2 separate regions of the Homo sapiens genome follow, and region 2 is linked to region 1. A link is a contact called in ENCODE Hi-C or POLR2A ChIA-PET data. All regions are on one chromosome and are shown on one strand. Each heading gives the region's core, a stretch centred on a gene start or an enhancer-like site at or near the end of the contact. The rest is flanking DNA. Distances are from core to core; before and after follow the strand shown.

Region 1 (5,073 bases), core at 1,417-3,916:
GAGATCAAAGAAAACATAAAATAAATACAAATCTTTGGTGTTCAAAAACCACAATGTGATAGCACTCATACCCATTAGAATAGTTGATATCAAAAAAAGGGAAGGAAAATAACAAATGTGATGAGGATGTGGAGAGACGCAAACCCTGTGTGCTGCTGGTGGGAATGTAAAATAATGCAGCCTCAGTGGAAAACAGTATGGCACTCCCACACAAAATTAAAAATGGAAATAGCATATAAACCATCAATTCCACTGCTGGGTATATCCTTCACATAACTAAAACAGGGACTCAGATATTTATACATCTTTTTTTTCATAGCAGCATTATTCACAATAGCTAAAAGGTGGAAGTAGCCCATGTGTTCATTGATGAATGGATAAATAAAATGTGGTATATCCATACAATGGGGTATTATTCAGCTTTAACAAGGAAAGAAATTCTGATGGCCTCAACATGGGTAAATCTTGAAGACATTATGCTAAGTGAAACAAGCATAAGTCACAAAAGGACAAATACCGTATAATTTCACTTATATGAGGTACCTAGAGTGGTCACATTCATAGAGATGGAAAGTAGAATGATGGTTGCCAAGGGCTGGGAGGAGGGGAAATGGGAAGTTACTGTGTAATGGATATGGAGTTTTAGTTGGTGTATTAGTGTGTTCTCACATTGCTAATAAAGACATATTTGAGACTGGGTAATTTATGAACGAAAGAGGTTTAATTGACGCACAGTTCCACATGGCTGGGGAGGCCTTACAATCATGGCTGAAGGCGAACAAGGAGCAAAGTCATGTCTTACATGGCGGCAGGCAACAGAGCTTGTGTAGGGGAGCTTCCATTTATAAAGTCATCAGATCTTGAGAGACTTATTCACTATCACAAGAACAGCACAGGAAAGACCTGCTCCCATGATTCAATTACCTCCCACCAGGTCCCTACCATGACACATGGGAAATATGGAAGTCACAACTCAGGATGAGATTTGGGTGGGGACACAGTCACAGCGTATCAGTTGGGATAATGAAAAAGTTCTGGTGATGGATGCTGGTGATGACTGCATAACAATGAGAATGTACTTAATGCCACTCAACTGTACACTTACAAATGGTTAAAATGGTGAATTTTACTTTATGTATATTTTACCACAACACAAAAATTAAAACTTTTAGTGGTGTCCATTGAGGGAGGAGCAGAACTTTGTAAAGAGTTCTCCCTCATAGGCCACCTTTCCATGGCTTGTTCCCCACCAGGAGTCCCGAAGTGAAGGGAGAGGCTCCCTTCCCTTGGGACTCTTAACAGGCAGCTTTCTTGCCTCTGGTAGGCCAGTAGCTGTGTGCAAAACGCATTTCTCCATTCTTTTGTCGCTCAGCCAAGCCCTGGATGCTTTCAGGCTCAGAGGAAGTTCATCTGAAAATAAAAGCGGTCCTTCAAGGGTCCATTTGGACTGAAAGACTCCCTTCCTGGTAGCCTCTGAGGCTGAAGCACGACTCCAGCCAGCCCCCTGGGTATAGTAACAGCCCTGTCAGCCAAGGCAAAGCTGCCGAACCTCAGAATCCCAAATTAGCACCTGGCCCTTCAATAGGGCAACTTTGGTTTAAAGTTTAAGTGAAACCTTGACAGTCCTACTGACTTGAGGGGAGGCCCTGGCCGGCTCTCATAGGATGCTCTTTCTTCAGAGGAATGTGAAGGTGTGTACAGTGCGGTGTCTGCAAACAGTCAGTGCCTACAACTGCAATTAGGGCCTTTCAATGGAGGTGTTAGCCACATTCAAAGTCTGACCGGTCTCACCCATGAAATTCATAATGGGATAAAAGTTCCATTCCGGGACTGACAACTTCAAATGGAATTTGGTGTAATCTTTTATTTATTTACAGGGTTGTGGGAGTGGGGGATGGGGGTTATGAAAATCCCACCTCACCCTGCACTCCACCCCCCAAGCTTCCAAGGATGAAATGAGGGTTGGGATTACATTTCGAGGGAAGCGAGGCTATATTTAAATATGCTTTGGAAAGTGTGGCTCCATGTCTGAGGCTGCCCTGGGTGACAGCTTCATCCAGCCTGGCCGGGGACATTCCAAAGAATCATATTGAGACCTTGTTGCTAATTGGTTCCAATTTATCAGTTCCAATTTCTCCCATACCAGGGCCAGCCTGAATGCTTGATAATTTCAGAGGGAAGCAACACACTGGATTTACTCCAGGAGCTCAAGACGGAGTCCATGCTTTGCCTCCGTCTGTGGTTTTCACTGATGACGATGGCTGTTTAATTAATTCCTGAATGTCCCTTCTTTTTAACCTAAGCTTACCCAAGTCATTATTCTATTAGCTGCCTCTTGGTAGATCTTTCAGTAACTTAAGTTCCTCGTATTTACGCAAAAGCAGCGGCTTTTTGTGGTATTAAGCGAGCTGGGAGAGCCAGGGGGTGGGGGTGGGTGGCGGATTTATTTGTAATTACAGTAGGGTTCTTGCTCCCATCCCACCATTCTGCCCATTCACAGGCTCCGGCCAGAGCTGGCGCCAAGATCTCCAAGTTGCCCTGTGTTTATGTCATTGAGACGAGGACAATATTTCAGTGTGGAGCCAAGCCACAGGGATCCACTCTATAAAACCCTCACTAAAAATAGACGTTCCAACCTCTGCCCAGCCCCCCTCCCCGCCTCCGCGACTCCCCCACGCCTGCCCCCAGCACTAGCAGCACCCAGCTTCAATTCGCAGGGAGACAAGCGTGCCAAATCGGTCGAATCTGGGGGCCCGGCGAGCTCTTTTCTTCCTGAGGAGTTTTAACCCAGAATAAAAGGCGTCAATTAGCAGCCTTTAGAGCTGACAGGGCAATTAAAGTTAAATTGCAAGACAGAGGGAGAGCTGGAAGAAGAAGGAAGGAAGGGAAAGGAGAGAGAGAGAGTGAGGAAGAGAGAGATTTCAAATGTATTTTTGGTGACAGCTGCATTTTTGAGGAGGGAGAGCCTCTCAAACTACAACTGGCTGTTTGGATATATTTTCACTTGTGAAGTGATATTTTCAGTGGACACTGATACTCCCAGTTTATTGCACTTTTCATGTTAGATCTGAGCTGCTTGGGAAAATTAAAACAAACACAAAGCAAAAGGATCTTGTCTTTACAAAGGCTCCCAACTGGCTGGGTCCCAACACACCCGTTGCTTTGCAGGGTGAGTTAGATGCAACATGGAATTGTGAGGGTAGATGTGTGGGTGGGTGAGGGCGGTTGGGATAGTCAGCCCTAATTCGGGTTTTGGGGCTCTCAGAGCTTAGAGCTGGTGACTTGGTCATAATGCTTCTGCACACCCCTGGGCTTTCAGCTCAGTTTCCTAGTCCAGGACACCAAGTCAGATTATAAAACTCTTGGGAAATAAAACCTTTTTTGGTCTACTTCTAGGTGACTTTCCTTCACTGATGACGATGGCTGTTTAATTCTTGAATGCTCCTTCTTTTTAACCTAAGCTTACCCAAGCCATTATTCCATTAGCTGCCTCTTGGTAGATCTTTCAGGAACTTAATTTCCTCATATTTACGCAAAAGCAGCAGCTTTTTGTGGTATTAAGCGAGCTGCGAGAGCCAGGGGTTGGGGGTAGGACCTGGGAGGGCTTTGGTTTGGGACCTGGGAGGGCCTGCAACTTTTTGAATGCAGATTGGAATTCATAACAAGAGCAGTATTGATTTGTGATTCAATCTTGCAACATGCCAGCTCAGGGCAATGAAGCCCATTGGAGCTGTGCACAGGGCTGGACCCAAGAGAGAAATGTAACATAATCAGAGCAGGGGTCAGCCTGGGGAAGCTAGAGCTTTGCCCACTTCCACAGCCTCCTACCCCACCACCACTCCCAGCCCCCAACCCCTGGAGGAAACAGGAACTACAGTTCCTGAGAGGGTGTTCTCAAAGTCACCCTTGCTTTGTCGGACCTCAAATTTCAGTCTCCCATCCTACATCTATAGTCCTTTTTTCATGACCCTCCTTCACTGTTTAGGGAAACTACCATTTCTGTCCATGCATTGAATGCAAGCTGGATCCCATTATTATACCTATTTGATGTAAGAGGAAACTGAGGCTAACAAAGATTCAGTAACTTGCTCAGTGTCGCCTAGTTCATAAGAGATGGTGCTGGGATTGGAACTAAGTCTAAATCTCAAGGCTGTGCTCCTTGGGCTGGGCACAGTGGGATTTGTAATCCCAGCAATTCAGGAGGCTGAAGTGGGAGGATTGCTTGAGCCCAGGAGTTTGAGACCAGCTGAGCAACATGGAGAGATCCTGTCCCTACCAAAAAAAAAAAAAATTAGTTGGGTGTCGTGGCACAAGTATGTAGTAGTCCTAGCTACTGGGGAAGCTGAAGTGGGAGGATCCCTTGAGCCCGGGAGGTCAAGGCTGCAGTGAGCCATCACGGTGCCACTGCACTCCAGCCTACACAACAGAGGGAGACCCCATCTCAAAAATAAAAAATAAAATAGGCTGTGATCCTAATCTTCACATGAATCTTCAGAAAAACCTTTTTATTATTTATTTATTTATGAGACAGAGTCTTGCTCTGTCACCCAGGCTGGAGTGCAATGGTGCAATCTTGGCCCACTGCAACCTCGGCCTCCCGAGTTCAAGCGATTATCCTGCCTCAGCCTCCCTAGTAGGTGGGTATTACAGGTGCCCGTCACCATGCCCAGCTAATTTTTTTGTTTTTTTTTAGTGGAGATGGGGTTTTGCCATTCTGGCCAAGCTGGTCTTGAACTTCTGACCTCAGGCGATCCGCCCACCTCAGCCTCCCAAAGTGCTGGAATTACAAGCATGAGCCACTGTGCCCAGCCTGTTATTTATTTATCTTTATTTTTCAAGAAAAAATTTAATGTCAGATTAGGAGAAAGAAAGAAAACTGCATTAAGTACAACTAATCAACTTGAAGGAAATAAAGAAGTGTAACATAAAGAAACCAGAATCAAACGCAATAATCTTACTTTCAGTATGTTTCTTTTTTGTCATTCTTATTACTAAACATAACTATTATATAAATGAATAATAATAAACTTGTGGTAAGTACTAATTGCTTAATAAAGTTTGAGATATGCGTGG
Region 2 (5,073 bases), core at 687-3,186, 120 kb before region 1:
CAGATGGTTAGTTGCCTCATTCTCTCTTCCAATCAGATGAGCGGATTCTGACTTTTAAGTGCACCCCCCCTTCCCTGCCCCAGCAATCCACCATATTGCCGTAAGCATGTTTGTACCAAGTGTGGACAGCTGCCAGGGTTCCAGGCTCCAGCCCCTGGTGCTTTCCCTGCTCCTTCAACTTGCTGCTCTGCATCTGAACCCTGGCTCCGCCTCCGATTTCTTTATCTGTTCTGCTCCTTCCCCTCCCTCTGGCTCCCCAGTTCGTGCCTGGCCCAGCGCACTGCCTTGATCTTGTTCTCCTGCTGGGTACAGGCCCAGGCTGAGGGTTCCCAGCACAGGGATTTGAAAAGTGGGCTTCCATAAAAAATGATGAGTTCATGTCCTTTGTAGGGACATGGATGAAGCTGGAAACCATCATTCTCAGCAAACTATTGCAAGGACAAAAAACCAAACACCGCATGTTCTTACTCATAGGTGGAAACTGAGCAATGAGAACACACGGACACAGGAAGGGGAACATCACACACCGGGGACTGTTGTGGGGTGGTGGGAGGGGGGAGGGATAACATTAGGAGATATACCTAATGCTAAATGACGAGTTAATGGGTGCAGCACACCAACATGGCACATGTATACATATGTAACAAACCTGCACGTTGTGCACATGTACCCTAAAACTTAAAGTATAATAATAATTAAAAAAAAAAAAAAGAAAAGTGGGCTTCAGAGTTGGGGGAGCTGGAGTCTAATGTCAGCCTACCATCTGTTAGCTCTGTGACCTTAGGCAGCCCATGCCACCTCTCTGAGCCTCAGTATACTTGTCTAGAAGGTGGAAACGATTAGATCTACCTCACAGAACTATTGAGAGGGTTGGATGTGAGAGAAGTTGGCACAAGCCTGGTAAGTAAGAAGCACTCAATAGGTACTGGTTATTATTGTTACCAGTGTGAGATTTTTTTTTTGACCAAATCTCGCTCTGTTGCCCAGCCTGGGGTGCCGTGGTGCAATCTCGGCTCACTGCAACCACTGCCTCCCAGGTTTAAGCTATTCTCGTGCCTCAGCCTCCCCAGTAGCTGGGATTACAGGCGTGCACCTATTTATCATGCCTGGCTAATTTTTGTATTTTTGGTGGAGACAGGGTTTCACCATGTTGGCCACACTGGTCTCGAACTCCTGACCTCAGGTGATCCACCCACCTTTGCCTCCCAAAGTGCTGGGATTACAGGCGTGAGCCACTGCACGTGGCCACCAGTGTGAGATTTTGAGTCCATCTGCATATGGGGTACTGGGAGCAATACAGAAAACCAATGCTTTTAAACACTGCATTCTCAAGGTTTTTTTTTCCAAATGTACAACCTCATAATAATAATTCCAAGGTGTTATAATACTCTCAATTTGGTGATGAGGAAACTGAGGCATAAAGGGAGAAATGAGGACACTTAATGTCACAGCCGGCAAATGGTGAAGCCTGGACTTGAACCCAGGCCTCCTGAGTCCCAGTTCCGGAAAGCAACACAGGCGGCTGCTTTGATCTTCCAAAGCTGCTGTCCAACAATGTGCCAAGAGGAAGACAGAGCAGAGCTGCTCCTCTGGCCCGGCCCCTCCGCCCTGATTGCCGGGTGGCGGGCCTTGCAGGAGGAATTCGAGCGGCTGGCTTGTGCTCATGCCTGAGGAATGTCTTGAGAAGTCGTGCCTAAGCCCTCTGTATCTGACTCATCATCTCCCCGTCTCCAGGAGTGTCAGAGAAGAGCTCCCTTTATCCCTCCTGTCCTCGGTCCCAGGCTTTCATTTGTCAAACTAAAAATATTCCCTCCGGGAACCTCCTTTTGCCAGAGGCTGAACGAGGTATAAGGGGAAAGGCATTTTAGTGTCACTTCCTGACAGCGCCTTGTTATTGTTCCTGGGCCAGAGGAGCAGAGCCGGGTGGCAGGAGCAAGGCGCCTCTGTCATTCTTGGGCCGGGGCCAACCTGTTCACCTTTCTCCTGCAAGCAGCCTTCCCTTTTTCCTCTCTCAAAGCTCCAGACAATAGTCCATCAGTCTGACATGTAGCCTTGTCCCGGTCCCTTGGGGCTGTGTGTGATTCATGCCAGGTGAGGACTACAGAATGCCAACTTCATTTCCTTTGCAGCCTAAGGGCTGGCACAGTTTGCACTTGTCTGCAAGGCTAGTTTACTGATAAAGAGACGTAGAGCTCGAAGGTAAAGGAAAAAAAGGGTAAAACAGATGAAGGTGGAACTCCCCAAGTAGGACAATGGCAATATGGGGAAGCCATCAAGATTTGTCTCCTGTTTCTCTCCTTCCTTTCCTTTCTTCGTTCTGTCACTTCTGGCAGCCTGTTGGCCCCAGGGCTGATCCCAAGAGTCCATGACCTTGACTTGGCCTAAAATCTTGGCTCATAGCCATAGAGCCACCTCCCTGGCCCCACCAGGGAACCCACTTCCTCGGTGGAAATAGAGCATAGTGAAATCAAAGGAGCACAGAATTTGGATCCAGGCCCCCCTTACCAACTAGCTGTGTGAATTTGAGTAAGGTATCTCATTCTCTGAGCCTGTTTCCTCATCTATATGGGTGGATAATAGTACCCATTATACCAGGCTATTGTGAAGAATAAATAAGGTGGTGTGTATAAAATAAGTCATACTATGCCTGTCAAACAGTAGGGTCTTGAATCATCATCACCATCATTGTTCCTCCAAGACCTTGCAATGGTGCCACTGCACCACTGGAATCAGAAGACCTTGTTCTAGTTTCAGCTCTGCCATTAACCAGCTGTATGGCTCCAGGCAAATCCCCTAATGTCTCGGAATCACATGTATTAATTTGTAAAATAAAGAAGAATTTAGGCTTGATTTCCTCTAAGATGCTTCTAAGATCTAAAGTCTGTGGTCATCGAGATACCTGAGAGTAGACATTCATGGAAAATTTCATTCTTTTAAAGAATATAAGAATAACCTTAGTCTAGGCAACATAACAAAACCCCATCTCTAAAAAAATACAAAAATTAGACAAGCATGGTGGCACGTGCCTGTACTTTCCGCTACTCAGAAGGCTGAGGTGGGATGATCACTTGAGCCCAGGAGGCAGAGGCAGTAAGTTGAGATTGCACTACTGTACTCTGGCCTGGGTGACAGAGTGAGACCCTGTCTCAAAAAAAAAAAAAAAGAGTAAATTGGCCAGGTGCAGTGGGTCCTGCCTGTAATCTCAGCACTTTGGGAGGCTGAGGTGGGACGATCAATTGAGCCCAGGAGGCACAAGCAGTAAGTCGAGATCACACTACTGTGCTCTGGCCTGGGCACTTTGGGAGGCTGAGGTAGGAGGATTGCTTGAGCTCAGGAGTCCAAGACCAGCCTGGGCAACATAGGGAGACTCTGTTTCTACAAAAAATAAAAAAATTAGCTGGGCATGGTGGTGCCCTCCTGTAGTCTCAGCTACTTGTAAGGCTGAGGCAGGAAGGTTGCTTGAGCTGGGGAGGTCAAGGCTACAGTGAGCCGCGATCATGCCACTGCACTGTAGCCTGGGTGACAGAGTGAGGCCCTGTCTCAAAAAAAAAAAAAAAGAAAAAAGAAAAAAGAAAAAAAAAGTAACTGCTTGCTGTGGACTAAATTGTGTCCCCTCCAAATTCATAAGTTAAAGCCCTAACCCCCAATGTGACTATATCTTAAGATAAGATCTTTAGGACATAATTAAGGTTAAATGAGGTGGTACCCTAATTTAATAGGACTGTGGCCTTATAAAAAGAGGAAGAGCAAGAAATCTTCCCCTCTCCTGCCATGTGAGGACCCAGAGAGAAGGCAGCTGTCTGCAGGCCAGGTGGAGAGTCCTCACCAGGATCCGAACTTTGCCAGACTTTCGTCTTGGCTTTCCAGCCTCCAGACTGTCAGGAAATAAATTTCTGTTGTCTAGGCCACCCAATCTATGGTATTTTGTTCTGGCAGCCCAACTTGACTAATATACTGCTGAAGGAAGGCCATCTGGCAAGGGAGCATTGAGGCAGAGAACGTAGTATCCAGCAAATCCTGGATAACCCTCATTGAACTAAAGAGGAATGATGGAGTTTCTACAGGCAGAGGGAGAAGCCACACACACCCAGCCAACTTTGCAGTCAGAAACCAGCTGAAACACTGCTATTAAAAGAAGAAATTTGGTCGGGCTCAGTGGCTCATGCCTGTAATCCTAGCACTTTGGGAGGCTGAGGTGGGCAGATCACTTGAGGTCGGGAGTTTGAGACCAGCCTGACCAACATGGAGAAACCCCATCTCTACAAAAAATACAAAATTAGCTGGGCGTGGTGATGCATGCCTATAATCCCAGCTACTCGGGAGGCTGAGGCAGGAGAATCGCTTGAACCCAGGAGGCAGAGGTTGCTTAGGCAATAAGAGCGAAACTCTGTTTCAAAAAGAAGAAGAAGAAGAAGAGGAAGAAGAAGAAGAAGAAGAAGAAGAAGAAGAAGAAGAAGAAGAAGAAGAAGAAGAAGAAGAAGAAGAAACTCTATTTTCAAACATGAATAGTGATTAACTCAGGCTCTGGAGTGAGACAAGTTGAGTTTGAACCTGAGCCCTGTTGCATGCTGGCAGAGTGACTATAGAAAACTTAATTGACCTCTTTGGGTCTCATTTCCTCAGCTGTCAAATGAGTCGTTGCTGCTACTTCCTAGCTCTGTAGAGTAAATGTGATAATCTACACAACGTGCATAGTCCAGTGCTCCACACATAGTAGTACTTGATAAGTGTCGGCTGCTACTGGTAATAATGTCATATTGTAAATAATAATTATTAATTAATAATAGTTTCATTCATATAACTTGCTTCACGTGCTTAAGCTAAAAAATAAGCCCACGCTTCCTGTGTTATTCAAGCTGAAACTGATCATAACCCTGTCTCTCCATCAGAAGATTGCCTTTCCTTCCTGGTGTCTACGCTCCCACATTGAACTGAAGAGGAATGATGGAGTTTCAACTTATAGTTGCAACCCTCCAAATGCTTATTCATATTAGATCCAGTCCCACTGGGGATTCTATCAGATGCAGGTGTGCCACCAGGAAGCTGGTGAGGCCCTAGCTGTCCTGGGTCCAC

The links. A loop is a pair of places that touch in the nucleus more often than their neighbours do. ChIA-PET counts read pairs that join two places held with the same protein, here RNA polymerase II (POLR2A).
Region 2: a loop to region 1 is called in a map of gastrocnemius medialis, with 2.3 times the contacts of the local background. The contact joins two enhancer-like sites. A Hi-C loop is called at or near these places in 9 of 168 maps with a recorded cell type or tissue (HepG2, astrocyte of the cerebellum, dorsolateral prefrontal cortex and 3 more). POLR2A ChIA-PET finds 5 or more read pairs at or near these places in 5 of 52 experiments (A549, K562, activated CD4-positive, alpha-beta T cell and 2 more).

The regions. Positions count from the first base shown.
Region 1 is chr17:56,575,549-56,580,621 of GRCh38, reverse strand. No RefSeq gene overlaps it. Among named protein-coding and RNA genes, the nearest start is that of NOG, 16 kb to the left of the region's middle. Within about 2 kb of position 2,666, at least 3 of the 41 ENCODE cell types and tissues checked have a DNase peak (open chromatin) inside an H3K27ac peak, as active enhancers do; they include gastrocnemius medialis, where a contact is called at or near this core.
Region 2 is chr17:56,696,279-56,701,351 of GRCh38, reverse strand. No RefSeq gene overlaps it. Among named protein-coding and RNA genes, the nearest start is that of NOG, 110 kb to the right of the region's middle. RefSeq lists enhancers at 676-1,652, 1,429-2,628, 1,653-2,629. Within about 2 kb of position 1,936, at least 15 of the 41 ENCODE cell types and tissues checked have a DNase peak (open chromatin) inside an H3K27ac peak, as active enhancers do; they include gastrocnemius medialis, where a contact is called at or near this core.